2 separate regions of the Mus musculus genome follow, and region 1 is linked to region 2. The links are chromatin contacts, found by POLR2A ChIA-PET in ENCODE. All regions are on one chromosome and are shown on one strand. The core of a region is the stretch at or near the end of the contact, and the rest is flanking DNA. Distances in the headings are between cores, read along the strand shown.

What was found. ChIA-PET counts read pairs that join two places held with the same protein, here RNA polymerase II (POLR2A).
Region 1: POLR2A ChIA-PET joins it to region 2 with 20 read pairs in embryonic stem cell. The contact joins the promoter of Nipa1 here to the promoter of Nipa2 in region 2. POLR2A ChIA-PET finds 5 or more read pairs at or near these places in 4 of 5 experiments (Patski and embryonic stem cell).

Annotation. Positions count from the first base shown.
Region 1 is chr7:56,018,328-56,021,342 of GRCm38, reverse strand. Nipa1 (non imprinted in Prader-Willi/Angelman syndrome 1 homolog (human)) reads left to right here and starts at 1,743. Exons shown (of 5, transcript NM_153578.3): 1 at 1,743-1,934. The coding sequence starts at 1,775.
Region 2 is chr7:55,961,115-55,963,814 of GRCm38, reverse strand. Nipa2 (non imprinted in Prader-Willi/Angelman syndrome 2 homolog (human)) reads left to right here and starts at 1,322. Exons shown (of 7, transcript NM_001256130.1): 1 at 1,322-1,615; 2 at 2,243-2,363. A230056P14Rik (RIKEN cDNA A230056P14 gene) reads right to left here and starts at 1,284. Exons shown (of 6, transcript NR_015495.2): 1 at 1,143-1,284.

The DNA.
Region 1 (3,015 bases), core at 494-2,993, 57 kb before region 2:
CTACATATGAATATGACTGAATACTACTCATGCGTAAAAAAGGAATGAAGTTGTTAAAATTAAATGTGGTACAATGTGTTTCAACCCTGAGTATATACTCCAAGCAATAGGCTAGTCACCAGGGACATTCACCATAATGTGAAACAGCCAGAATAGGCAAATTCACAGACACTAAGAGCTAATTGCCGTCTATCTTGGCTTGCGGTGATGTAGAAATGAAAGTGATGGAAAAGTTTCCAAAGAGAATAGTGGCAAATGCAGCTGTGCACTGGGAACATAACTATTGCCACTGGAGTGCACATATAAAAATGGTTAAAATAGTTAGGTCACAAAGCAGGCTGACAATATCCGAAGACAACCGCTCACACCAGGCCAGGTTCTTACCCAGTGAACAGAAAGGTTATTATTGAGTACACAGGAACCTAAATTCAGCGTTCCTCAATTTCTGGGGGACAGAAATTCCCTCGCTCTTCCCTGACCTCAGGGAAAGGTCACCTGGTTTCTGATCAGCTCAGTCTGTAAGAGATCCAAGTCCCTACACCAACTCTCAGACTGTCTGGCCGGCAGGTCTCCTCCCCATAAATCTGACAAGGCTCATTTGGCAGGATGCTATTCTCCAGTCTGAATCAGCCTGGCAGTTTGTCCCCAAAAAACCATCTTACTACCCTAGTTCAGTGGTTTCATTTGCCTCACTGACAGAATTGGTGACTTTTATGAGTAAATTATCACCCGGAAGGAAACAACGGTAGACTGGCTTAGTAGAGTGTTGGTGGGGATGGTTTTTGAAGACAGGGTTTCTGTGTAGCCTTAGCTGTCCTGGGACTCGATCTGAAGAGCAGCCTGGTCTTGAATTCACAGAGATCTGTCTGCCTTTGCCTCCTGGGATTAAAGGCCTTCAACACACTGCGCGGCTAACCATTCAGTAGTTTCAGTGCATAAATAGTCCAATTTTATATTGCTTCGGCAATAATACTGCGTTATAGAGTTTCAAAAAGACATGTATACTTCCTAAACCAACTTTTTTTTAAATTAAGTTTTCAATATAGCATGATTATAGAATAGAGAAACAAACACTTGGAGCAACCTAACAACCAACAATCTGATGAATGGTTTGATACAATATATTTTCATAGACATCACACAGCTATTAAAACAATAATTGTGTGATAACATGGAAATAGATTGCTACATAACACTCAATAAAAGAGAAAAAAATGTGCATTGCCTTTGAAAGCGTGGGAATGGCCCAGAATACTTAAGTGAGAGTTGGCGAAGTGAGTCAAAATAACTTTCCCTTATAATCTTGATATACTTTATTAAGAATTAAAATGAAACACTACAGTATGATCACAAGGTCAATGATCCAGAGTGAAGGTAGCGGACCTCCCAGGGAGCAAAGCAGCAAAGAAGAAAGCATCTCTTTGGTAGTACAGAACAGAGTTCCTAGAAGACCTGAGCTCCTCTGGGGACAGCTTGACCATCCCCACCAGACGCCCTAGGGCTCTTGGTACTGCAGAGCTTTCTGCCCCAGGCGCTGCACCAGCACGCTCTACGGAATTATTATACTATCCACACAGACCGCAGAAGCCTTTCGGCTCCTCCTCTGATCCCACTGCATGCTTCCCATCCACCCCCTAAGCTCGCTCCCACCCCTGTCTTACTTCGCAGTCCGACCCCGAACTCCGGCTCCCTCTCTGCCCCGCCCCGCGCCGCTCCTTCTCCAAGCCCGTGGGGCGCGGCGCGCGCACGCGCAGCGGAGGGCGGCGCGGGCGGCATGGGGACTGCGGCGGCGGCTGCGGCGGCCGGGGAGGGGGCGCGCGGCCCGAGCCCCGCCGCCGTGTCGCTCGGCCTGGGCGTGGCTGTGGTGTCCAGCCTAGTGAACGGGTCCACGTTCGTGCTGCAGAAGAAGGGCATTGTGCGCGCTAAAAGGCGAGGTAGGGCGGGCCGAGGTCGGGCCGGGGTCCGCACCACGCGTCTGCCGGTGTCTGTGCACAGAGCACGGGCCGGCTCCCCTGGCTACCCCGCAGGCATCACCTCCGCATTCTACGCGGTCTCCTTCTGTCTCTTCTCTGCGACCGGGGAGGCCTTATTCACTCTTTCAGGAGCCCTTCACCGGACATCTTGCCCCGTTCCTATACCTGTCCAGTCCTCCAACCCCTACCCCGCAGCAGAGCATCGGGACAGATGCTCAGCTTGGAGCCCTATGCCCAGAGGCCCTCACTCACCTACTGTCAGGCAGAGCTTCCTATTCATAGGATCCAGAGGTGGGTGGAGCCAGGCCTGCCTTTCACTTAGACTGGGCCGGGGTGCTCTTGGGAGAACACTTGGTGGTGTGAAGAAGTAAGGGTGTGTGGTGGGTCCAGAGGATGTACTGTCTTCATTGAGGTGCCCACTGTCACCTTGATTGCAAGGTCTGATCTTCCCGGCGGCTTTTGCCCTGGGATCCTTAGATAACTTACCTGTGGTTGTCTGAAGTGTCTAAAGCATGAAGAAAACATCAAACAGGCATGCAAACGGGCCCCCCTACTGAGGATGCCCTGGGTCAACCCATCATCAGATATCACTCCATAGTGATAGGGAAGTGGGATAAGGCACAGAGACCTTCTTTGTCCATGCCATGTCATTGTGTTGAGAGGCCTGTGACAGGCACTGCATGTAAGAGGCAGAATACTTTGACGGGGAAAGTAAACATTGCTTTCAGAGAAACCAAGAAAGGCTTGTGGTTGGAGCCACAACCTCAAGGGCTCTAGGGGTAACGAGCTGGTTGCCAGTGTATGAGAGGTAAATACACTTACTAGTTCCAATTCCAGAACACGTTTGAAATTTTGACTAAGCTGTCTGGGTAGCCAGGAAGCTTCAGAAAAGAGACAAAGAACTGAAAATATTGAGCGAAAGTACAAAACCAGTAATGCTTATTTAAATAAATTTATTTCAAAATGAAAGCATTGCAATCCTAATAAAAAACCAATAGGATCTCCCAAGCCTGCAGATGTGTCTGTAATGTACAAACACATC
Region 2 (2,700 bases), core at 73-2,572:
TAATGAGTGTGACAGTAGCTAAAGGATTGTAATGATGAAAGCAGATGGATGAGAAGGATCTGTACCTTGGATGTTTAGGACAATGGGGAGGAGGGAGTGAGAAGGAGGAAGGGAAGGGAGAGGGAGGTGCCACAAGATAATTCTCTACCACGGTTAAATTACAATGCTGATCCCACATACGGCACACACCTGTTCAAATGAACCAACCAGTGCCTTTATGATAATCAACAGGTCTTTGGAGATGTCTGTTGCCATCTTTATCAGTTAAGTTATTGCTGCCTATCAATTTAAACCAAAATGAGGTGGCAATCACTTATTCTTTCTTTTAGGCCGATGGGTCAGTGGGGCAGTTTTGCTGATGTGAACCAACCTGACCCTTGCCAGCAATTCTGAGTTAGCCAGGAAGGAAGTCAGTATGGTGGCTTTGTTCCTGGTCTACATTGTACTACATTTGTTCTCCATTATTCCCTCCTGCCCACCAGTCCGGGCTTCTTATCAAGTTTCATTGCATTTTTCTTTGCTCAATACCATTCCCCCAGCCAATGCAGATTCAGGGAGAGTGGAGATGCAGGTACTGTAAAATTTGTGGACACATGGAAAGGTGGAAAAATTGGAGTCATTCTGTATTTACCTGATCATCAAAGTCCCACTTGCATGTCATCTAGAAATTAGCCTACCCTAAAAATTGAGCAAAATAAGTCCTCAAGAGCCAGTTCTAAGACACTTGGGTATCTGGTTGTCAAGTTCACAGCAGAGTAGCTTTTAAATTAGCTACTTAGCCACTCCCTCAATGTTTTAGACCATCACGTCCAAAGCATTAGCATAGGAGATAGGAAAACTACAGTGCTGTTTTTAATGTTTCAATAAATGTATAATTCATTTTACAAGGATCTCCCTCCCAAACACACCCAAACAAATGTTCTTGGAGTAACATATCCTGTAAACAAGGATTTTCAGCAGCCTTCAATGGTCTTTTCAAAGCAAAAGCAGCCGAGAAAAAGCTATTACTTTGTTTCCTGTGCATCTCGTGGAAAAGATCTCTTGTCCAAATCACAAGGTCCTCCTCCACAAGCTTTACTGTCTCTTCCCTGGAAACCTGCCTCCTTGTCCCGCCCACTTCCGCCCTTTGCGGTCAAACCCACCTCCTCCATCCCAAAGGTCCCACGTGAAGACTCCCAGGAAATCGGATTTTAAATAACAGGGCTGGATTTTTGATGAGTAGGTGAGCAAAGATGACCTTAGAAGGTACGGCTCCTCCGGCTCGCTGTCAGGGCGGGGCGAAGAGCCTTGCGGAGGCGGGGCCTGAGCTGTGCCTGCCCAGCGCGCGCGGTTTACGTCACTAGTCTGCGCCCAGGTTTCCCGGCAGGTTCTCGGCGGCTCTTCTGGTGCTGGCCGCGGTGCGGCCGAAGGCTGTCCGAGGTAGGCTCCTCTCGGCTCTCCCATGGAGGAGGCGGCGCTCACTGCAGTCTCGGATGCACGAACTTCCCGCGGGACGTCGCCGGAGACGGTGGCTGTGTGCGCGCAGGAGCGAGCTGCCTGCGTGGGGGTCTGAGCGGGCACCGGGGTCGCGTCCCGGAGGGAGCCGAGTCGCCCGCCGGCCTGCGACGGCCCTAAGGTAGCTACTTCCTGTAAGCGAGCTCCAGGGCGGAGCTGCGGGCTGTGTCGGCCGCCTGAGGTCGGAGAAGGGCCCCGGGGCGACTTGCTTTTTCGCGTGTTCTGGGGTGGACGCAGCTTCCCTGGTGATCCGCAGTGAGTCGGATTGATTGCCATTCAATCCGGCAGAAGTCTGGCTGGTTGGCCCTGTCCGGTCGCGTACTCGTTAAGTTCTGCATATCAGTTTTATTTGCCTTCGTGAGTTTTCAGAAGATGGTTTCGGCTTGCTGTAACGTTTTGAGCTTGCTTGACTCAGTTCCCTGGCACTTAATAGGGTTTACACAAAATGCAGGGTTTGGGGTTCCTGCTTCTTTGATTTCTCTACGATAATGGCAAGGCATTTAGTTTAGGAGTGGTCTTGAGTGCAGTTTCTTTAGATTCTATATCATGTGCCCGTTTGATACCATATTAATTATTTTTAAAGTTAAAAGAGGAAGTCTGAGATTTGACGTTTTTCATTCCAGTAAGCTGTATGTAGAAGCTCTTACAGTACTTACTAAGTGAAAGAACAGGAAGGCCAGTAACTATATATCTAAGTATTTAGTAATTTTCTGTCCTTTCACCTACTTCCATATTTTCTTCTTTCCAGGGTGGAACTACTCTGCCGTGGTTAAATACTTTAAATGGGAATAAAGGATAGCGTTTCCAAGAAAATGAGAATGAATAAATCATCTCTGTTTTTTAAAAGAAAGACCATATTAAACTTACATGTAAGTTAAAATTTTAATTTCTAACAGTATTGCTAAGTTAGATCGGAGATTAGGTTCTGTAGTATTTTTTTGTTTGGTTGTTTGGTTGTTTTTTGTTTTGATTTTTATAGAGACAGGGTTTCTCTGTGTAGTCCTGGCTGTCCTGGAACTCACTCTGTAGACCAGGCTGGCCTCCTCTGCCTCCCTAGTGCTGGGATTAATGGCATGCGCCACCACTGCCCGGAGGTTCCTGCCCACCTCTTGTCTAGCTTGTCTTGTTGAGTCAGTAAACTTTAGGTTGATTGAGAGGCCCCATCAGGAAAAATAAGGTGGAGAATGACTGATAATGTTGTTTTCT